Regions from separate parts of the Mus musculus genome. Here all the other regions are linked to region 3. A link is a loop called in an ENCODE intact Hi-C map of the cell type or tissue named here. Cell type or tissue: left cerebral cortex. All regions are shown on one strand.

Region 1 (8,000 bases), 720 kb before region 3:
TGTGGTTTAAATCTTTTCTTAGCATGCTTCCTTTGTTTCGTGGGTTTTACATGAACTGGCTTAGACTAAACCAGTAAGGATGGCAGAGACCCATCTACACTAGGCGTATTTAAGGGTATTCAGGACGGGTCTTGGGTGAGCTGGCATGCTCTGTACCTTTCTCTTCCTTTAGCCTGAGCCTGGGTCGGAAGAACTCATCATTTTAACCACGTGTTTAGATCCGTGCTTAGGTTTTTGAGCGCCCACGATGCCTTTCAATAATTGCTTGTGGCACAGGGTTTGGGTTTCCTTGGGTAGTCTTTGCCTGCTGCTACCACAGGCCAGACCTTTCAGAATTGGTCAGTGGCAACGTTGAGCTTTGTGGCCGTAGGTGATTGCTCCACCAGCAGGGATTGGAGAGAGGAACTTAATCTGGAAGGCATAGCTAATAATTTTAAACCTCGTTTTACAGTCTGCTCTCTTTCCTTGGCCAAGAACTTCTATACTCCTTCTATACTTCTATATATGCCTAGTGAGAGAGGCAAGAGCCAGATTTTATTTGCATTCATCCATCAGCACTCCAAGTGCATGTGTTCAGGGCAGGACTCTTAAAGCCACCCTCCTCAAAGATCAGTGCCACAGCTCAGGAGGTCTGGCTATAGGCAAGACTCTGTGTGACCCAGTTGGCCAGGTCATAGAGGTGCTTGGAGTGGGAGGACAAAGGGCTAATCTACCAGACCTCCCCTCCTTTCAAAACAAAACAACACAACAACAACAAAAACTCCTAGGCCTCTTTCTATCCATTTCTAGATGGCCATAATGAGAGTTCCACGAGGAACCTGTCCCCACAGTACCCACTCTCACCCCACCCCTGCAGGAAGGAACAAGTGCCATTTAGGTTTCTACAGCCTGCTATGTTTAGGGATGGCGGTGCCAAGGGCACAGGCCAGGGTCCCCCTCAAAGGAAGATGAAGAAGTTGGGAGACCTGCACTTCGTATCTGGGAAGAGAGTGTGAGTGCAGATGCCCCCTAGGCACGTTGATTCTGAGAGGCCTCTTGTACAGCTGGGGGAAAATATCTGCTGGCTTTGGGGCTTTGAGATTATCTAGAAACCTGTGGGAGTCTGGTGGCCTCATGGCCTTGACACTATAGCAGACAGCACAGTACACTCAGGAGTGGCCACCTTGCCTGTCCCTGGTTATCTTTTCTCTTGGGAATTCGCATGCACACCCCTCCCTTCCCACCTACCTCTCTCCCTACCCTCTCTCTCCCTCTTTGAGTTTTCTCAACCCCCTCCTTTCTTCCACCTTGGAGGTGGCTAGGGTGGCTTGCCACTCGGGCTCACACGGGGAAGCTCTGCAGAGCCCGAAGAGGTCACTCCAGGAGGGCACTGGGCATGCACACAGGGATGCTACAGAAAACACCCACCAACACCCAGAGGCTGCAAGGCTGGCCCCAGACCTCCCCGATGGAGCGGGAAAGTCGGCTGGCTGCGGGCAGGCTTTCACGGAAGCGCCCTGGAGGTCCCAACCCAGTGGCCGGGTTTTCTTCTCTAGTTTGGCAGGGTCTCCTCGCCCTCTGCCTTCCCTTCCCCCCCAAATAAATAAATAAATATCTAGGAGGGCAGCGATCTCGGCGGGGCGCTGGGCCCCGCGACTCCGCGCAGATGAACTTCCTGGCGCATCAAGACTCGCTGCAGTCCTCCCGCCGAGCGCAGGATATGGGGCGCGCTCGCCTCTCTTCAGAAAAGGAAACGTAGCTCTTCCAAAAATATAAATCAGTTCTGACGTCCAAATATTTCTTTTGTCCTCCAGCATCCTCTGTAGGGATAAATAAAACGTGCTAGGCGCCCAGAGGCCGACTAGGGACCTCGGGGCGCCCAGACGCCGCCTCTGAAGTGCTGCTTCTTGCGGAGTCTCCCTCCCCATTTGCCACTCTTACCCGGCCTTGGACCCCTTCAGCTTGCCCCTTGGTCCCTGGAGTCTTAGAGGGCGATTGGCTTACGGGGCTGGCCCAGGGGGTGCTGGGGAAAAAAAAGAAGTCCCGGAGAGCAGGGCCTGAGCAGCCCCTTTCACCACCCAGCTAGCCCCCAATTTTCCAGTCCACACAGGGTGTGCACCTAACCCTTCCAGGAGGGGGCTCCTGGTGCCTCATGGCCTCGGGTTTCAGTAGTTCCAGGAGGACTCCGGAAGACCCCACATCAGGCCGAGAATACTCCTTGGGCATTCCTAAGGCTGCTGCTGCTCACCCAGAGTCAGCGAGGAGACTGTGCAGCTGATAACAGGGCTATCAGCCTGCCAAACTCACGTGTTGGCATGGGTTTAGTCAACCTTGTGCAGCTGATAACTGGGCTATCAGCCTGCCAAACTCACGTGTTGGCATGGGTTTAGTCAACCTTAAGCCTGTTCGCCTCGTAGGAACACTTTCTAGTTCTGTTAGGGTTTCCACTGGGATTAGAAAACAGCTCAACAGTAAGGCAAACCACAGCCAGCAAAAGTGGCAGAGAAACCAGCAAGACCCGAAAGAAGGTGGGTTGAGGGTGTGTTCCACAACTCCATACCCCTTCTCTTCTCTCTCCTGAAGCTGGGGTGTTGGGAGTCTCCTCTCCCCACCAAGTCCTCCCCCCTCCACGTGCACCTATGAGGTGAGCCTGAAAGAGTGGGGTTCATGGATACAGGACAGAGGTTCCCATCTGTCCTGGGCATTCCCCCTCCCGACAGTCTCAGCCTAACTCCAATATTCTTGTGTGGGTCTGGCTCGAGATTGGGCTGCGTGTGGGCGCTCTTCGCTTACCCCTTTCCTCCAGGGGATCTTCATGGCTGAGCTGCCTCAAAAATCTCCCGTGCAGAATATCTTAGAAGGGTTTAGACAATCTGTCACCCACCACTTCAAGAATGCTTCCTCCCTTTCAAACACAATCCTTGGACACCAGAAAGTCTGCAGTGGGCGTGCGCTTGAAAAGAGAGTAACTATGTAACCAGCGTCAGAGACGCTCGGAACGCTTTCAGAAACAAGGACCAGGGCCAAAAATCCCTCCAAATGATTTACGGACCCCCTCGTCCTCTTTCCCACCTTTTCCAGGACTCTGCCTTGCGCCTGCCAACCTACATCCTCGCTCTGAGTAATGTCAACTTTGAATACTTCTTGGTTTGTGTTTTTGGGAGGACACACTTTGCTTCCCGAGGTTCAAAGAAGATAGTATGTCTAGGATGACATACTTGTGGGGTTTGCTCGCAAAGTCTTTGCTGCTTGAGAGGGAGCGAGCTGCAAAGCCTGGTTGTGGATTTTTGGAGTGTCAGTTTGCTTTTGTGTCTGCTCTGGCGACTTGGGGGAACTGAGACGCGCCCAGTGTTCCTCTTGTGTCCGCTGGGTGGCGCCAGGCTCTTGGAAATGGCAGCCCCTGGGGCAGCCTGCAGCGGTCCACCCCCCAAAGGCTTGGTTTCACCTGCGGGCGCTGGAGCCGGGTGGGGGTGGGGGTGGGCAGCACCCTCCCCCCAACCCCCTTGCAACTGGTTGAGGTCTATTAGTGTTGCGCTAGGTGGATAGATGCCTTCAAATACTGGCTTATCACGTCCTCGTCCTCGGTTGGTCCCCCTTAGAGGCACATTCTCCAGTTCCATTTTCAAAGGAAAAAGAGCTAGGTCCAGGTGAAGAGGTCGGTCAGTTCCTTTAGTTTTTGGTTTTCAAAGGCGGTATGAGCGGTGGTGGTGGTAGAGGCGGAGCGGGTAGGAGTTAAGGGCATTATGCCTTAGTTTTCAATTACATAGGGAGCTCCTGGAGCTTTACTCTGGTCCTGTAAACAAATGAGTGAACCGAAAACAAATAAGGGAACCAACCAACCAAGAATACACCAACCAACCCCCAGGCTTGTTGTGTCGGGGTTCCGCAGCGATTTTCTACAAACGGCCTATTTTTCTTTTTTTTTCTGGACCTCAGCCATCTGGTCTCCCGTTGTCTTCAGTGACGGCAATACTAGGGGTTGCTTTTGTTCTCATTCTTCTAGACAGAGGAAAGCCTATGTGGCTTCTTAAAATTGTCCTGGTGAAATCCTGCAAAGTGAAACGAAACCTGAAGGGTCCTTGAGGGACAGGCTGGACCTAAAGTGGACGCTCCAGGCAGGTGGGAGTAGGCTCTGGCAGCAGGCTGGGGTTGAACCAGACACACCCAAGCATCCTACTGGCTGGAAAGGAAAGGAAAGGAAAGGAAAGGAAAGGAAAGGAAAGGAAAGGAAAGGAAAGGAAAGGAAAGGAAAGGAAAGAAAAGAAAAAAAAAAAGAAAAAAAAAGAAAAGAAAAGAAAAGAAAGGAAAGGAAAAGAGAAAATCCCTTAAAATGAGTGCAAATAAGTTATTGGTGCAAACAGTAAATCCTTTTGTGAAGTTTTACTTTGGTATTTTGTATTTGATATTGCGAAGAGATTCACAGTACAGTGATAGGGAATATGCAGAGTCTCCCTCTCTCCCACTCTCCTGACAACCAAGTATCAAGTTTATTATCTCGATTGCCTTAATTATTTCCTCAATTTTCATTTCTGGCTGAAATATTTTAAGCACCTCTAGAAGTCATGTTTTTGAAAATGCACATTTTTCCTCCCCTTAACACCCCCAAGTCTTTCATTTTTTGGATAAACAAGCAACTCCCCCCCCCCCCGCCCCCAACTACCACCACCACCAACAGGACACTCAGAATCAGGGCAGGACAAGTGCTCTGCATATTTTTCACCAACAGAATTTTCCAATGTGATGCTCCCCTCTCCCCCAGAGGGACTTTAAGCCCAAGTTTTGGCTTTGCTCTGCCAGCTTTCTTCCTTGAAAGTCCAGTGTGTGCTTACCATCACGATCCTCCCTCCCTCGTCACCAGAGTCAACTCTACATTGCTTTCTTTAGCACAGCCCATATCAGTTCTAGAGAACACATCTCTCTCTCTCTCTCTCTCTCTCTCTCTCTCTCTCTCTCTCTCTGTGTGTGTGTGTGTGTGTGTGTGCAAGTATGTGATGTATGTATGTATGTAAGTATGTATGTATGTATGAGATCATCCTTGTACAGCATTTTAAAATACATTTCTAGGCAGGGGCTATTTGTGGGAAGAGCTTTTCTCATAGTTTGAAAGTGCCTGCAGGAGAATGTCTGATTGGCCAGGGGGGCTAGGGAGAGCTGCAGATGCTGGCAAAGACGTTTATTAGCCTTGCTCCTTGACCTCTTGACTAATGTCAAGACTCTATGTACATTTATTAAATATTTGTTGATTTACTCATTTTTTTCTGTGTCCTTGAGGGCACATGTTCTGCTCTTTCATGTTCAATGAAATCTTAGCTGATAGGATAGATCACTCCAGAATGGTGATAGGTAGCCCTAAATTTACAGCTTGCCAAATTACACTTGGTCATAGTGATTTCAGATCCGTTGCTAAGTATGCTCGAACTTCTGTTTTTACATCTTTTTCCGTAAAATATAAATACTAAAAATTAAGAGATAATGACCATACACTCTCCCATGGTGACTGTAAAAATAGAATCAATGGTGTAAAAAGATACACACAGCCATCTTGTTACTTTTGGCCCAAGCGAGTAAAAGTTCTGTTTATTTTAAGTCACCCTGTTTCATTCCACATGGGATTGTTCCCCCTCAGCACTCTAAGTAACTTCTCTCGTGCAAATCGGTGTGCTTAAGCCCACTTCTAGCCTGGCCTGGTGGCGCTGCAGGCGGCGGGCGCAGGGGGCGGGGGCAGTGGTCGGCTCCTTCAAGAATGAAGTTTCTAGGCTATGGCTGGGACTCCAATTGCCCAGATCAAAAATGGAAAGGAAAGATGGATATTATTCTGTGTAGGATCAGGAAGCCCTAGGAAGGATTTACCTCGTTCATTGCACCTGGGGAGAGATTCGCGCCCTCACACAGGTGATGTGTCCTAGCATTGTTCAACAAGACGGTGCCCTGGAGTGTGCATGTGCACTCACGTGGGATAGGGGAGAACGTGGTGGTGCGGGATTGATGGTGGGTGTGTCAACTGTGCGGGTTGAAATAAGACAACAGAAGGTTGCAAGCTCCAAAGCAAAAATTCCTGGGCCAGAGAAGTGTGCTCCAATTTGGGTTGTGCTGGCTCTTGCCCTATCTTGGTCTGGTCTGAGGGTCCTGGGATGGCTCACGCGGGAGGAGCCACGAACAGCCGGCCTGTATTATAAAAGTCCTTTGCTTGAGTGTTCCATTCCGGAAAGCACGAAAGCATGGCGGAAAGAAAAAGCCTACAACGAATGCTTCAGGAGTGGGAGACCCTCCAGGAACCCTGCGGGGTTGCTGGCTGGCTTCAGACACTTGCAAAACAGTCTCTTGAATTTGTGCAAGGCAGAAGTTTCCCCGCTATAAGCAATCTGGCGAATGGGTCTCCAGCCCCAGCCTGGATATAAAAAGACTTCTGTTAGCACCCCTACCCACCCACCTTACCCCTAGGCTACTAGTCTCTGGGATCTGCAGCATTGTGGACTTACGGTACAGGTAAACAGGTACTTATAACTATAGATACTTAGGTAACTATATATAGAGAGTTATTTTTTCTATATGTATTGATAGGGTTATTGTGAAATCTTTCAACGAATTCGTGCAAGCTGAGCCCTTCCTTCCACCCACGGCCGGTGGGCAGTGCTCGGTGAAGGGGTGAAGGTCGGCCCTGAAACCCAGGGAGCAGATTCCTCCCAATCCGGGCAGATTTCCGTGGCCGCGGCTTTCCACGCGCGGATTCCCCGAAGCCCGGAAGCGCCGAAACCTCCAAGCCCCGAAGCCCCGAAGCCTCGAAGCCCGCAGTGCTTGGGGGAGAACTGGACTCTGCTGCTGGTGCCTTCACTTTGTTTTAGGATGTAAGAAGTAGACTTGCACAGGAAGCTAAGGCCGGCAGGCGCTGAGCTGAAGCAGGTGCGCAGCTGGGCCAGTTTTTGGACAAGGGACCTGGTGGCCCGCAGCGGTCCTGTGTCCTTTGAGACAGGAGCCTCCTGCTCAATGTCCACATACTTGTGGCTACAGATGGCGATGGATAAGAGACACTCTTCATAGGAGAGTGACCTTGTTGGACGCAGCGGGATCGAAATTTCAAGGGTCATCAAAGGCTACAACCTAAAAGGTAGAAATGGACGGTAGTTCCCTCTCTGCCAGCCTTTCCTCCCAGGCTTGGATCTGTGGCTGCCCAGCACAGCGGGGACGAGACCTACAGTAAACCGCTGCTCCTTGGCCTTGCTGGAGAGGGAGCGGCTGCACGTCGGCGCTGAGAAGGGTGGTGGCCCCCTTTGAGACAAGCTTCTGGGGCGGTCACAGGACTCACTAGGTGCCAGAAGGGAACCTCAGCTGGCGCTGCCCAGTCCAGGGACAGTGGAGGAGGGGAAGGGGTCGATACCTCTTGATTCCGAACAGGCAGTGCCTACCAGAAGGTTTTTGTTTGTTTGTTTGTTTTATTTTTTCATTTATTTATTTATTTATATTTTTTGGTTTTGTTTTGAAAGAAAGGCTAAAGAGCCTAGGACTGGTAGCTGAGGTTTGAATGGCCTTGTAAGCCCTCTAGCCCCGCCCCCACCCCCTTTTCCCCCAGGTTTGCAGCCTTCTCTGCGGTAGGCCAACCGCTGGATTCTTCCCAGGGAGGCTTAACCTATCACAGGGACTTCCTCCCATATGCATATTTTACATATATAAACACCTTTCCCTTTAATAGCCACTTACATAAACCATCCACATAAACCCTTGCTTGGGATCGCCTTTCTTTATCTCCGCTCCTTTCCTCCATTTTTTAGCTGGCTGTGCAAGCTTGGGTTTCCTCTTGAGGATGGAGGCTAAAGTCTTCACTGTTCAGGCAAGGCTTTAAAGACAGATAGTCACCCACCCCTTTTCCAGTCTTTGGATTCAAAGTACGTTAAGAATCGGAACGGCCGGGCAGTGGTTGCGCATGCCTTTAATCCCGGCACTTGGGAGCAGAAGCAGGCAGATTTCTGAGTTCGAGGCCAGCTTGGTCTACAGAGTTAGTTCTCGACCCCCTCCCCCACAAAACA
Region 2 (8,000 bases), 93 kb before region 3:
GCACACTCTGAAAGAGGCCACATGTCTGAGCAGTCAGGAGCGCTGTGATTGCTATGAACATACTTTTTTGCCGCGGATGCTGGTGGCCATTGCTCACTGAAGGGCCGGGGCCTGCGGTTCCGTTGCATAAGCAATCCTGGGGCTGGGTAAACATGCCTGACTGATTAATGATAACAGCTCTTAAAACACCGCAGACGTTTCCAGCACCCAGAAATGTTTATTTTTTATACTAAATTAAATTCATTTTCCCTCTCATTCCCTCTAAGGAGAATGGTGACAAATTTAAATTCAGAGTGGACGGCTATATTGAAGATGGCCAAGTGCCACAACCTCTAAATAGGTTATGGTTTGGTGTGTGTTTCATCAGGAGGGTGGTAGGTGGGAGGATATCCAGACGTGGAAGGAAAAAAGAAAGTGCCGGATGCCCCCCACCTCCCCCCGGCCTCTGGACAATTAGCACTGAGCCCTCTGCCTTGTGCACAGAAGGGGCAGCAGATACCTTCATTTGCCAAATACAGCAATAATGGAAAGCAGCAGTGATGACCACACTGGAGAGAGAGCATGGCAGAGACTCATTTACCATGGGAAAAACAGGAAGCAAACACACGAGGAGGCTGCGCTGAATCAAACCCCACCATGCCAGCGAGTAGAATGTGTTACGTTGGTTCGGCACAACAAACTGGTACTGTTCATCTGCCCAGAGAGATGCTGGCACAGCAGAATAAACCAGTATATCATCGGGGGTTCCCCAACCCGTTTGCTGGGCATGTCAGTGCTGCCTTTAGTGAGTGATGAGAGCGACAGATACCTGCTGTACACAATGTCTATTGCTTGGTTGTTCACACTCTATTTTGGCTATATTTAAGCTAGTAAATCAGTTTATCTCTTAACATCATTATATTGGGCTACCCAGATGTATCATCCTGAGTGAGGTGTTTCCATGTTATCAGGATGCTGGTGAATTCCTTGTAGAGAGAACTACTCTGAGGAACAGGCTCCTCCAGTAGAGGATTGCCCCAGTGTATAAGTTCATCGTGTATGATTGCTGAGCTTCCAAAGATGCCCATGGGAAAGAAAGATAAAATGCAAATTGTTATAAATATCATTGTAGAGCATGGGGCTAAAATAAGCTGCGGTTTATGAAGCAATTCCATATGATCCACTGTTTTTATCCAATTGTTGAACTATTTATCCATCAGTGGATTCTGAATGGCACATTTGGTTACATGCACGACTGGAAGATGCACAGTCCAAAGCTGAGAGCTATTACTATAAAAAGAGGAATCTGACTTGTTTGTCAGTAAAGGCTCTCATTTTTGTTGGGCAAATTTTGGCAAGAATTCTAACTCTTTGCTGCCTGTTAAAATAAAAAAAATATAATCATAATCCTTTCATGATATAAAATGGTCACATTTTCTAAACATGAAGAGCAGGGAAATCTGAAGATATTATTAATTTACTCTTCAATAGGTATTGGGTACGGGCTTGTTTGTGTGAGGAACTTGGTAGGTTACTCTGCCCTTGGCTGTCTTGTGCTCAGGGTTGAGAACACACATAGACGCTGAGGAACTATCTGAACCTGTGACCAGTTCCAATACACCAGCAACTCTGTTGCTGAAATCCAACAGGAGACACTTGCAGGCAACTCAGACCTGCTTGCCCCTGCCTGGAAAACACAAAAAGACACTTGGCCTAATCTAGTAAGTGTAATTGCATACATAATAGTTAAGTTCTTTGGGTTACAGTTTTGTTCTTTATTAAAGGGCACATGCTCCTGGAAGGAGCAATAAGAATGAAAGGAACTGCAAGCCATTTTTAGGGCTTTTTAAAAGTAGCACTGGGGACTGAACCCAGGGCCTTGCACATACCAAACAATGCTTCTAGCATTGAGTTAATTCCTTGACTACTGTCAGAGCCTTTCCAGACAATGTCTCCCATCACCACTTATTACTGCAAAGGACCATTTCCTAAGATCCAAGAATGTCCCAAGAGAGAAAGCCTATCTCCCTTCCATTCTTTCTGGAGAATCTTTCCCTCTTAGGCAGCCAATTCTGCTAAAATTCTGTCAAATAAAAGCACTTCAAGGCGTGTTTTCTGGGCAGAGGAATTCACAGCCTTCCAGTTGGGCTTCTGGCCACCTGGGCTCACCTTCTAGAAACCAGACCATCCTAAGGCACCAGAACACAGCAGTCAAAACCTCCTTTCCACAAACTCCCCTCGAGAACATAGTATAAAAACCTAGAATCACTATAGCTCAGTAATATCTTGCTTGTTTCATATATGCAAGGACCTGAGTTTATCCTCAACACCGCAAAAATAAAAATAGTCCTAAAGGGCACTTTGTCCATCATGACTTCGCCTCAGTTAAAATTTACAGAAGAGTAAGTAACTGCTGCCATTCAGCAAGACAGTGATGGACCCATCTGCTGAGCTGTGTCCTGCTGCAATGACCACTATAAAATCCCAGGGGCTTATAGCAGCAACTTCTTGCTCATTCAAGTTTCATCCTTCGCTTCCTGACTTCATCTCATGTGCTCTTGATCACAGAGCCTAGCTAGGCAGAAAAAGCAGCCTTTCTCTGGGTCACCGGGTGTCCTGACAGAGAGGATATGATGACATATGGACCAGGCCATTTCTGTTCCTATTCTGTTGTTGAAATAAGCCACAGATCAGCTGTTCTGAGTAGAATGGTGGTGTAATTCTCTCAGAGGGAGAAGACTCCTGGAGAGGATACATTTGAGCAAGTTTACCCACTGTGATATAAGTGGAAGATTTGGATAGTGATGTCATCCAGAAAGGATGCTAGGTGAACCAGCAGATCATATCAACTTGTTACTCTCAGCCTTAACTTTCTCATGTATAATCAAAGATTTGGTTTACAGGTATCAAGGTCTCTTCCAGCTCTGACATGGAGACCAAACTTTTGCCTCATGGTTACTTGGAGTTGAGTGTGTGTGTGTGTGTGTGTGTGTGTGTGTGTGTGTGTGGTGTTGTTATTCATATGAGATGTGCTAGTGTAGTTTCTATATTTCTGAGAGCTCACCGAGCATGGTGCTTAGAGCCATTTGCTGGATAAATAAGTTAAATCCTATGGATAAAGTGTACACCTGGTGCTTATTTGTTAGATAACTTCCTAGAAATCGTTTCGATGATGTAATGTGACAGTGAAGGACACGGAGACAACAGGACACATAAAGAGAGGCAGTGAGGGAGGCAGGCCAGAGAGCCAAGGCTAAGGAGGCTGCCCCTGGCAGACTGTCTCACAGAGCTTAGTGGCCGAGCTCCTGGCTCACTGCAGGATACTAATCTTGGTCTGCCGGTGGCTCCAGACTCTACAACCTGCTACATCTAAAGGCACGCATGTTTGGAAATGAAACTATGTAAATGGGGAAGGCTCCACGCCCCCTTCCTTATTTTGTAAAGAACCAACTTAAAAACCACTAGAATTCAATGAGAGGAAGCGCTGCTGCGTTGTACAAAGATGAAATTCTGAATTTTACTGCAAAAAGGAAATGGTCGCCCTTCTGACCCAACAAAGCAGTTGATTTGCCAAGAAAATGTTATGAACTAAAAGAAGCCAGTTAAGAAGAAATGCACAGGGAGGGTTTGTTCTCATGCAGTCTGCGTGAGGAGACACATACCATTTTAAAGGCTTTCCCGCTATTACCACAGATTCACAGCATCGAAAGTCACACGAGTACAATGTACAACGTGAATGTCATACTTGACGCTCAGCTGAAGTAGGGCTTATTCTGGGTGCTTCTTGTCTGCCCCACACAATAACGGGTATGAGATTCCTAGCAGATTTTCCTTAACCGCAAGTGGGACTCAATTAGTTCATTTCTTGATTTAAAGGAAAAAACAAAAACAGCAAAAAATGCCAGACGGTGTCGATTTGCTTTTTGTTTATCAATTCCCTAAGGATGAAGATCAAAAAACGTTCGTTAGTCTAGTTATAGGTTTTAAAACCATTATCCCCACATAACTGGTAGGATTCATTCAAAAAAAATAAAATAAAATAGCTGTCTTGTGGAGGAAGGAGCACCACGCCACTGAAAAGCCATCCTCTCCTGACCAACTTCAGCACGGTGAGCTGGAAAATTGCAAAGGGTGGTGAAGTGAAACAGAAAGCAGGGCCGGATACAGAAGCAAAACCCTGGAGGGCCTGGGAAGAATCCAGGCCTTCAAAGCAGAGATTTGAACACTTCAGACAAATGCCACCAAGGAAAGGAGTTTCCAAAGCTGACTTCTCATTTTCGCAGGGATGTCAGATACCATTCCATCCCCTGCTGACTGCAGAAGTCTGGCAGACCCTGAGCGCAGCAACAGTCCTGCACCCTGCAGTCTAAAAACAGTGGCCTCCCAGGCTGCCTGCAGCATTTGGGTAAGCAGTAGCCAGGCGGGAAGAAACAACCAGATTTAAAGTCTGACACCTGAAATCAAAAGCTCTTTTACAATTTTTATCAACTGCCCGGGAACGTTGCTCTGTTTCCGTTTCGGGCGACTCACACAGGCCTGGCTGGCCCTAGTTTATGCTAGGATATAGGAAGTTCAGCGCTTCTTCCCAGCAAGCCAAGAAGTGTGGGCTAGGGTGAAAGGCACTGTCACAGCCTCCCACCCTCTCCTGTCCCCACTGCCCCTCCACGGCCTAGGGCGCCTTGGACGGATCGCATGCCATTTCCTGCATGCGGCTGCGGCACTAATTGAAAATTTGGGTGGCCTTGCTTATTTATTTTCCTGGAATGCGGCGGGTTATATTTTCATGGCATTTTCTCAGCAGTGCAAGCGGTTCAGTTTCAACTACAGCAAAAGAAGAAAAGCCAGTGCCGAGTCAGCTGTAGGCGCAGGAGACTGGCTCTGCGTTAGTCTGGCTTCAGCTGTTCCCGGAGACTGCAGAGCCCTCACTCGGTCCGCACGGATTCCTCTCCGCCTGGGGACTCGGTGACAGGCTCGTAGCCCTGCCAAACGCCAGCCAAAGAAGGAGCTGCCACCACTTAACAGCTCTTCATAAAACGCACGGGCCCTGATTTCTATCCGTTTAATATTAAGAAGCAGGGCTTATTTCAGCATCCTGTCCCGCTGAGGTTGGTACAAGTCATGGCACTACACACATTCTCCAAGCGTTTTTACTCAGGGACACAAAAGCTAACGGCAAAACTTTTTAATTTTCTCGAGCTGCCAAACCACGTTGTTCTAATAACCTACCATTGTGTGGATTGTGTATTGCGGGACAGTCAAAATGTCTCAGTGGAATTGTATAAAAACACAATTTTGGCAAAATTAAATTTACACATGTAGCTTAGAGAATTTAGACTTCACAGATGACTTTCGATTTCATCCTGTGGATGCGCATCTTTGGTTACTGCTAAATTAAAACTATGGAGAGAGGGTAAACTTTAAACATTTTGCATATATCTATTAAAAGAGAATTTCAGAGTGGCTGGGTGATCTCTATATATTTAATAGATTTGGTTACTGGAGAGAACTTCTTTAATTCGACTCTTCAAAGGAGAGCTTACGGAAGGGCAAATCAGGTCCCACTGTGTGTTCTAAGTAAACTGGATCTAGGTCCCTTTCTTAACCTCCGGAGGTTCCATCCCTTGACTTGGTTTCTGCTACCAGGTAATTGACAGGTTTACAGTGCCTGTGGATTCACCTCAAAAAGGACAAAATACGATCATTATACGAAGCAAGGGTCTCTTGGGGAACTAAAAGTAACTTCTTGAAAAATGTTGGCTCTTTTTATGAGAGATTAAAAAAAAAACTTCATCTGCACATTTTAATAAAAGTGTTATGAAATGAGTTATTTCTTATAGAAATAGCCTTAAGCTGTCAAAAATCATGCCTTTAGATAGAAATAAATGAAAATATAAAGATATTTGGATTCTGGAGTGAAAAGGCTTACTGTAATCCATAAATAGGATCTACTTTCAGTATAAACTTTTCTTTTTTCTTCTTTTGGGCTGAGGGTGAACCTTGTTTTCCTTACCTCCTATTTTTTCTCTCATAGTTAAAGAAGTTCATTTGGGGTGGGGGATCGTGGTTATGCAAATATTGCCTAGCAAACTGTTCTTTCTTTGACTATACATATACAGGCTGAATGACAATCATTTTTCACACAATATTGGTTATAAATTTGAAACTCATTATCTAAGATGTGCCCTACATATAATAATCACAATACCTTTTGTTTACATGGCTTTTCATAGACTATAACCTGCTAGGAGGCTAACCTGCTTAAAAGGTGTATTAAATTCAATAAAAAAAAATAAAGGAAAATGAGTTTATTATTTCTTTAAGGTAAACACTTTCAAAGTAGAATTAGCATGCGGCACAGGAAATGTATATATTTAATCTTAAATGGCTATTCAGAATAGCCAATCTAGTGAAGAATAAAATCATTAAATTCTCCCCCTTTTAGCAAATGGCTAGGAAAAACTCATTCATTGTGTAAAAGTGAATGTGTTTAATTTAAAAAGTAAACCACACCGTGGCAAATGCAGCACCTTTCTTTCTTTTTAATTTCTAAGTTATTATTATTATAATTATTGGTTTTTTCCCTCTCTCTTGCAGTAGTATGCTAAGCTTTGGCCTGACTATATTATTATATCATATTGTATTTTATAAAATAAATAGCTCTAAGGTTATGGTGTATTTAGAAGCCTAGGCTGTTGTAAATAAGTCTGAATAAATTGGACTTTTTACAGTGTTTACTATTTTTAAAAATACCCTAAAATAAAATTAATTTCTTTTTAGTATTTCCTATTAATCACATCTACTTTCCTGTGATCAATAAATTTTAGAATGTCTGAGGGGGTTCTCTCGGTGTCAAATAATAAATCTAAAATGTTTTTTTTAAAGAAATGTATTTCAGAGTATGAATAAAAACAGAAGCACCTTTTGTGACTTACCCTCTCCAGGGTGGGGCCCAGAGCTGTCATTTCATTTTAACAGAGATGTGTTGCTTCACGGTGTATTTTACAATTTGCAGACTTAACCCACAGATGAATTTACACACTGTCCAAAAGAAATTAATTCCTAGAATTTCAAAACTGTGTCTCCTGCAAATGTAAGGAGGGCTTACAGGACAGAGGGCAGACCATCATCTGCAGTGTGCCTGGAACAGGCAGGGCTCCTAACCGGTGCCGTGAAACAAACGACAGAAGAGCCTAGGTATGAGCCACCCTCTCCGATTAGTTCTCTCTTAAAACTAAATGACTTAGAACACTGGCCCATCTGTAGAGTGTTGGATTGTACAATTGTTGGATCTCTGAGTCAGCTTTCTACATCTGACTTCCAACTGTAAACAACTCATAACTCACCTGATTCGGATTAGTTTATCCCAAGCATGAGGCAGAATAAACCAGGGTTCCTTCAGAACCCTTTTCTCATAAGAGAGGCAGCAAGAGGCACTAAAGTTAAGAGAGCAACCGGCCTGTGGGCCTACAGACTGGCCAATGCAAGCTGTCAACTCACTTTCGGATCGAAGCTAACGCTGTGGTCAGGAAGCCCAAACCTTCCCAAACACAATTCTCTAGTTACATATTCCTCTGATCTGAACAGATGTCGAAGGCAAAGAACCTTGAGATGAGCCACAAAATGAAATATGTTAATTAGAAATGGAGTTAATTAAAAAGAAAGTTGGAACCCACTGTCAAGACTCTTTTCACATGGGGTTGTGCTGGAGGCCCCAAAACTCTAGGGAATAAATATTGAAATTATGGCAGAAGGATGCAAAGTAGGCTACAACGTGGTTAAATAAAAGAGAATCTAAACACCCTAAAGGTCCTGAGACCCCACAGCTCTTGACATCCACACCTAGGCCCATTTCCAGTGGAGTTTGCCTCTGTTTACCCATTGAGCTTTTTGTAGGAGCTTCTACTTCCAAGTTCTTTTTAAATTTTTTATCTTTTTGAGCAAATGTGTGTTTGTTTGGTGTGTGATCCTGCGTATGTATGACTTTGTATATGTACATACATATGTATAAATGTATGTAGATA
Region 3 (8,000 bases):
AATCTTGATTTTACTCCGTACTAGGATTGGGAGCATGGCGCTTGTGTGTCCGAGACAAGTGTTCTTTCACCTGGCTTCATGCCCAGCCCCTCTTTTCAACTTCATGCTATGTATTCCTATGTATGCATGTATGAATGTACTTAAGATGAGCATTTCAAAAGAGAAAGTGAAACAGCATTACATGTAATCAGATTCCTCTTGGTTTTTTCCTGTAAATTTGTGTAGAGCTTCCGCATTAATTGAGAGGATGTTAGTTACAAGCTTTACCTAGTTTATTTAGTAGGCTGTTTTTCTTAATTGAAAGTAAAACACAGTACCTTACAGCTCTTTGAACCACTCTGCAGATTTCATGGCAATACCATGTAATTTCCTAAACTCATTATGCAAATTTACATAGGTTATTGTTGAATTTAATTTTTCCTTTAGTCTTCTGACTAGGCTTAACTTTACCTTTGTTTTGTTACTAATAAATGTTAATATGAATTATTTAAATAATTTTTAAACATTAGTTTTTATTCTTTAAAAGGTCACATTTAACCAATATTATCTTCCTCCAATTTCTCCTAGTATCCCTAACCATCTCCCTTTCGACTTTTATGTCTTTTTTTTTTTCTTTTTATTATTAATAACCTCAAGTCTCATTAGTGCTGAATGTAAATAATTTTAACATATAACATTTAATTAAAAGATTGATGTGATCTTTTGAAGAAGCAGTTTTATTATTTCATTTTAGAAAACCACATGCATGTACATGTATACACACAGTGCTGGGGACTGAATTTGGGGCCTTACACATGCCCTAGTCACGAAGCATATTCTCAAAGACACACACACACACACATTGATACCCCCATATATGTATGCATACACAATTTCTCATATACCTAGCTTAGTTTAATCAGTTGTTAGCTAGTCCTTCACCTGTTACTTCCCTCTCCCTCATCCTATGTATTTGAAGTTGACCACATAATTATCTGTGCATTTTTAGAGGCAAATATTATTTAAAAATTTTAAATCGAAGTACCAATATGAATACTTGAAATATCAATATATTTTATTTTTATTTGGAGGTGTCTTGTTTGTTTGTTTGTTTGTTTGTTTGCTTTGAGTCAGGATTTTTTATGAAGCCCAGGCTGGCCTAGAACTTGCAGTGGTCCTCTGGTCTCAGTTTTCTGAGTCCTGGAATTGTAGGCATATACTACTATGCCTAATCTTAATAACTTATGAATAACAAATACCTGTTAAATTTCAAGCTCATTTTAACTTTATCTAGAGTCCTTCCTAGGTGTTTATACAATCGCCTTTTATACTTGATCCTAACCAAAAGCCAGGAAGCAATGCTACCATCACTTTTTAACTGATACTTCTGTAGATGAATTGGCAGATGTGCCCAGTACACGTGCAGTTTGTATCCTATCACAGAAGAGCCGGTTACTAGGGGAAATGCATTTGCTTTAACCCTTTTTGCAGAAGGATGCTTTCATGTCAGAATTATATGAGTATATGCCATTGGATTTGCTCCCCTTTAACACACAGTTTGGCAGGCATTGGATTTGCTCCCCTTTAACACACAGTTTGGCAGGCAATGCAATGATGGTGTACAGGTCTGTGTGTGAGGGGCAGTCTTCAGCTAAAACACATGCCTTAAGTGTAAGTTTACAGGGAATAAACAGTTGTTCTTTCATGTAATCTATAGTTGTTGATGAACTTGTAGCAGACACTCACAATTTTCTTAAGTATTACAATGTAAGGCAGAGTGGAAGAAGATCCACTAAGTGTGTGGGTCCTCCATCAGTCATACGTTCCTAATGTGACATGTTGGATTTCCTTTGTGAGGAGGTGTCACAGCAACGACTGGCAGATGTACCTTCTCGGTACACACTGATCATGGGAAGGAATGCCTGTCCAGATCCTTTTCTGGTTGCACCATCCTGTTCTCTCCAGGCCTGTGAATCACAGCACACCAGTCCACATGTGCCTGCGCTGCTCTGTTGTGGCAAGTGCTCCATCAGACTGGGATTTCTCTGCCAGGAAGGCAGGCTGGTCCCAGGCTACTTAGGAAGATCTGTACTGAGACTTCCCAAGCCAGATGAGCCAAGTCTACTTTCTCTGTGTTTTGATGCTCATTTTCTGTCATAGGTGGATTTTATAAAGGAAAGGTTGTACGATACTAAGTAGTAATCCATTGAACTGTTATCCTCCGCTTAAGAATGTGATCTGAGTTGACACTGAGAAGATGAAGGTGACTGCTAGAAGGGGCCCAGAAATTATGGTTGCATCTGAGCAGGATACCTCTAGCTTTCCCTCTAGAGCTTCAGGACTCATGGGTGGCAGGGATGGAAAGGATCATTGCCATCAGCCTACCTGATGGTGCTTGTGGCTTGATTTGACCGACCCCTGTGTTCAGAGACAGAGTGCCGGACTGCCTGGCGCAAGCTTGGTGGTCTTGATTGTAGCTGTCTGTTGTAGGTCCTGCATGTCAGAAGGTGTCTATATTCCAGCTGTCAGATGCTGTTTAGAGGTGGTGTGTGTGCTCTGAAATGATGGTGCCTGCATTTCATCTAGAACTCTGTTGTCAAGGTGCCATGGTGCTCAGAAGGTAGTCTCAGGACCTCATCTCACAATGAAAGCTGGCTGTCCTTTCAATCTAAAAACAGTGAATCTGAAGGCTTTCTATTTATTCTAGTCACTGCACTTAGACTACTAACTCTGGAGAAGAGAAATGAATGCAGTTGTTTAAACCCAGACAAAACAGAGGCTAAGAACTGAGACAGTTTGTGAAATAAAATCCAGTTTAAATGGATAGGCTATAAATATTAAAAGCAGGGGAAGAATTCTTGGTGTCTTTTTTTAAAAAAATGTCCTTTATACACATGATCTGTATCGAGGACTGGGAGGGCCTCCTTTGGACTTCAGTTGTTACATTATTAGTGTACAGTCACCCTGGCAGATGCTGCTCATGAAATGATTCAATGGGAGGGCTCACTACCTTCCTCAGAGAGCTGGCATTCCCAGATTCCCTCCCTGGTCCCTGGGTCCTGACCCTGAAGCTCAGATATGACCTTTGGGATCTTTTTACATTGAGGAAAAGTGTCAGGAGAGAAAAGCAGTGTTTATGTTGAAAAACATAAGCATTTTTAGTTTTTTTAAATCTCATGATTTATGTATGTTATAAGACCTGATTTTGAAGGTTTAAATACAGATGCAGGATTTGAGTATTGTGTTCTTTTTAGCCTGAACTGAGTGACCATGCTGTTTCTGGTGCCCTGGGTGCACACCACCCAATACTCTGAACCATTGCACAAGTTAAACTTTTTCCACCGCCTGAGGATTGGTCTCTAGGAATTCCTATGAAATAGGTCCAAAATGAGAGTATGTCTTAAGGTTTCCTGGCAGGAAAAGCCTTTGGTTAACCCCCTGCTGGGACTCTCAAACAGGACTTTGAAAGGTGGCCTTCAAAGGTGTCGTCTTCTTTGTTCCTAAAATGGCTTGAGTTTAACTCCCTGAGCAGCTGGCTGTCTGGTAAACTGGGGGAAAGGCCGTCAGCTCAGTCTCGCATCTTTGGATCTGTGCTCTAGTTAGGGCTTCCACAAGGACTTCCTAGAATCAGAGCTCAGTGAGGGGCATTTAGAAGAGGAGCCAAACTTATGTAAGCAATGAGTTCTTAAAAATAGACACACAACAGAAGGAAGAAACATTCGCACATGGCTCAGGTTGTCTTTGAAGACTTGGAGGGGACACGTCACACCTGACTGGCTTTTTCTCTGTTCACAGTGGTGAGTGGGCTGCAGGCAGTGAGCTGCTCAAAGTGCCTCACAGCTCTGCATGCACAATCCTTTGGGTTTGATGCACTGTAAACCAACCAGCCAACAAAATAAGATGTTTTTAATGATTTCAAACATCTAGTAGATTGTTAAATACTCACTGATAAAACGAAAGATATTTGTCCACAAACTTTAAGTTACAGAGGGCTTCCTTTTCAGCTGACGCTCATTCAGTAGTCGGTGTCTACAAATGAGCTCTGCTTTTGTTGATCTTTATCTAAATATAGCAGTTATCTTTATGTACACATTTTCTCCATAAGCATTTTAAATAAGTAGGTTGCTAGTACAATTCTGATGTTTTCCTAATGGAAGAGTAGTGTAGTTTCCATGTATTAGAGTAAATTGTACTCCTCATTAGGAAACTGTTGGCGTCACTGAATTTTCTTTAGAATTACAAAAAAAATATTTCCATAGTTAAGACAGTAGACATAAGTTATTCACATATTAAATACTTTTTAAAAATTATAACTTTTACTTTAAAGTTATAGTGTGGTTTGTACATTAGGAAGGGTTCATTATGGAGTTCATTTCCTGGAGACTGAAACACTGAGGCTGAGTGAGTGACTCTCAGTGTTTGCTATAACACGCCCTGAATGATAGCCCTTAGAAGGAGAAGGAAAGAGAAGACACTACTGTAGCAAGTGCAGGTCGATTCAGGTTGGTCTGCATCTTTTTCCTACAGCTAAGTCCTCTGGTATTGGGCACATAACCGCTGGGCAGTGTGGAAGTGTCTAGTTGCAGACTCCTTGGAGGGAGTCCTTCACCCGGACAGTTGTTCTTTCACATGCTGTAATAACAGTGTGTTTTAAATTGGCTTTAGAAGAGGGAATGTTTGGTAGGATTTGGTACCTGTTGTAAGTCTGGGAGCTCTACGGGGCTGCACAGGATAAAGTGGATGTAGGAGAGGGAAGCACAGGACAAGTGCTGAGCCCAAAGCAGCATTCTTCTCCCCAACCAAGGGAGGGCAAGGATTTCTATTCTCCTCTCTCTTTGTGTGTGTGTGTGTGTGTGTGTGTGTGTGTTTGGGTTTTCAGAAGCAGGAAGAAAGAACATCATGAATTGGATTCAGAGTGCCCACATTAGAAATTGTTCCTATGTCTGAAAGTAGCATAAGTGTATATAAACGGTTGTATTTGCCAGAATACAATTAACAGTTTTTAAAAACACGATTGATTGTAGATTTTGAAATACACACACACACACATATATATATGTATGTATGTATGTATGTATATATATGTTTGTATGTGTGTGTGTGTGTGTATATATATATAAAAAAATTTAATGACTGTTTTAGTTTACTTTTCTGTTGCTGTGATAAAACACTGACCAAAGCTGATTGCAGGTAGAAGGAAGGCTTCATTTCAACTGATGAATTATAGTCCATCGTTTAGAAGTCAGGCAGGAACTCAGCAGGGGCAGTCAGGAACTATGGAGGCAGAACGAAAGCAGAAGCCCTGGAGGAATGCTGTTTACTGTCTTGCTCAGCTTAGTTTCTTATATAAGCCAAGCCCATCGGCCCCCACAGGCCCTCCCATGTGAACCATTAATCAAGAAAATGTTCCACAGACTTCCTACAGGCCAGGGTGATGGAGGCATTGTCTCAATTAAAGTTCTTCCCAGATAACTTTTTGACTTGTGTCAAGTTGACAGAAAACTAACGAGCAGAATGAGAATTTTACCTTTCAAGTGAAAATAAAGACCAATAATTTTCACCAGTAACTTAGGCACTTTTTAAAAAGTGGTTAAGGCTTTATGAATTAGGTGTGCCTTTTCAGTGGAGTTTCGGGTCTGCACAGTAGAGTAGGAACTGTTGTGTGTGCCACTGGGAAGAACCGGATCTTGTTCTCTCATCAGGAGACCTGTTCACCTTTTTGTTTTACACAGATAGATCACCAAGGCTTTGTCACAGGAGCTCTTCTTTGGGTTGCCCCCTGCAGCTGATTCTCTGTGGCTTACTGTACAGCTTGAAGACTTCTTGCAGTGAGAGCCACTTCCACTTGGTGCCTAACTAATCCTGTCCTTTCTTCCTAGTAGAAATTAAGGTTTAACACTAAATGTCGGGTACACCCAGTTTAGAACATGTGCAAGGCAACAGTAAAACGTTGACATTTGCAAGTAGTCTTATTCTGTATTATCTGATTTTTATAACTCTGACTTGCATAATATAGAAAGTTTCCTCAAAAGCAGAGGTTACCCTTTTTGGTTACTCCTATACCTACTTTATTACAAACTATTTCACTGGCCAGTTGGCTGTTCTAGCATCTTGAAAGTTCACATCGTTAATTTTGTATTCAAAATTTATTTCCTTTTTTAAACTGTTGTTTTGATGTTGAAGTACACACCAGAAATGTGGTCTAGAACCAAAATTGGGAAGCTCAAATGTGAGTGAGGCAAACTGCATGGTGACTAAGTCCTTTGGGTTAATTTGGATTAAATTATTCCCTTGAAATTGAGGAAACTGCTCTGTTGGAGCTTCTAATATATAGATTCCGAAGATCAAAGAGCATTTTTATCTGTTGACACAGGTCTAATTCATGAGGAATTTGTAATTCTGCCTTGATACCCCCACCCCCACCGCAGCCTTGGCATTGAAATTCCTCTGTGTAGTGCTTGAAAGGAATCCTACTCTGCCTCTGCCTGGAGGCTCCTGGGCCTACATGTTTGGTCAACAAGCAACAGTGGGTGGTCGGGCTGCAGAGCAGGACAAGGACCCGCTGTGCACAGGAAAGTGTGTTCAAAGGTGTTTAAGGGTGGCAAGGAAGTAGGCTGCCCTCCTGAATCTGGGGCTGTGGATCAGTGTCGTCCCCCTCAACCCCCACTATTGTAGACTGTGAGAAACTTGCTATGGGAGGCATGGAGACACAGTGAAGGTATCCCCTGGCTGCGCAGCTGTAGGCTTTATGGATGGAGCCTGCTAAACAACGAACGGTTAACAAATATTTGCATTTTAAAAAAGGAAAATCCTTGCTTTTAAAAATGAGATACATGATAATCAAGGTATATGACACATGCTAAAGTTTCCTTTCCTTTTTATAGAATCTCCTAGACGTCCTATTGCTATTTGAAGCTGTTTCAGGTTCACGCGTTATGTTTGTGAGCTTCACAAGTGCTCTTTCTGAAACAATTAAAAGCTGAAGCCCTTTTATCTAATGGAAATTTCACAGTTTGTAGGAATCAGAAATGTTTCAAATTTATAGCAAATGGTGACAAATGATGACATGACCAGGACTGGTTGCCTTTAGTGACCCTAGGAACACATCCACTACTTCTAAACCAAACTTCCAACTGGTTTTTCTCTTAGTAAAACAAGATTTCTGTTCTGTTTTATGTTCTTTCAAAAATAATTTCCAGATTTAATGTTTGTTTTAATTTGTTCTGCATACTTCACATTAGAAGAAACTTATAAAGAATGTTGCTTCTTGAGGTTATAGAAAATTTAACTGGAAAAATAAGATACCAACTTTTGATTGTGTATGGGTTTAATGGTAGGTATCGTACAGGGTCTTAGACATGTGGTCAAATTATCAGTTGATACTGGCTGTGGCAACTGAAGGATGCGGCTAGACGTGAGACTTTACTCCTAGAACTGGGTGGTCTTGTCTCCCGTCCTGCATGGACTTTCAGAGGGAAGCTCTCTCTGTGCTGCAGGGTTCTGTGCCTGCTTGACCTTTCCAGAGCCATCCGCATGGTAGTTATGCGGCAGATCGCTTCCACAGAGCCGTAGTGAAGGGGGTTTCAGTCTTATGAGTCATTCATTCATTCATTCATTCATTCAAGGCGTAGTTGCGATTCATGTTCAATGTGAAGTGGTAAACTTTATACCTCCAATCAAATAACAACTGCTAATCAAAATGCATGCTTTCCACTTTGTTCATACAAATGATGCAAAACTTCAGATCAAAACTCCCTCCCAGTCATAAAATAATAATTTTACAGCTAGGAGGGTTTCATAGTTGGAAAGCATTCATCTTTGTAGCTCCAATTTTCAACATAGTAAGCCTCTACGGAGAGCCATGGGCTTTCTCTTCATATGAATCCCTGCTGCTGTTCCTAGTGTGGAGATACTTAGTAAATGCAGTCGCCTCATAATTGACAGTCAAGTTTTCCAAGTTCCCCGTGGGCTGCAGATGTAAATCAAAAGTACAGTGGAGCCGGTCCTTATCCCCAGTGTTG

Evidence for each region. Peaks named below come from ENCODE experiments on the same cell type or tissue, not always from the same donor. Only the 100,000 strongest peaks of a DNase experiment are listed, where the experiment ranks them.
Region 1: it touches region 3 in a loop (4-fold over the local background); 22 of 42 quality-filtered maps call a loop at or near these places.
Region 2: it touches region 3 in a loop (2.7-fold over the local background); 23 of 42 quality-filtered maps call a loop at or near these places.

The regions. Positions count from the first base shown.
Region 1 is chr13:31,614,051-31,622,050 of GRCm38, reverse strand. No RefSeq gene overlaps it. Among named protein-coding and RNA genes, the nearest start is that of Foxf2, 7.8 kb to the left of the region's middle. In left cerebral cortex, a CTCF peak has its summit at 3,342 (motif pointing right); DNase peaks (open chromatin) are centred at 3,338, 3,590, 6,561 and 6,715; H3K4me3 peaks cover 1,210 bases; H3K27ac peaks cover 2,138 bases.
Region 2 is chr13:30,982,522-30,990,521 of GRCm38, reverse strand. No RefSeq gene overlaps it. Among named protein-coding and RNA genes, the nearest start is that of Exoc2, 12 kb to the right of the region's middle. In left cerebral cortex, no CTCF peak of the experiment used is centred here; DNase peaks (open chromatin) are centred at 4,159, 4,366 and 4,908; H3K4me3 peaks cover 1,515 bases; H3K27ac peaks cover 2,729 bases.
Region 3 is chr13:30,889,894-30,897,893 of GRCm38, reverse strand. All of the region lies in intron 11 of Exoc2 (exocyst complex component 2), which reads left to right. Among named protein-coding and RNA genes, the nearest start is that of Hus1b, 54 kb to the left of the region's middle. In left cerebral cortex, no CTCF peak of the experiment used is centred here; a DNase peak (open chromatin) is centred at 3,666.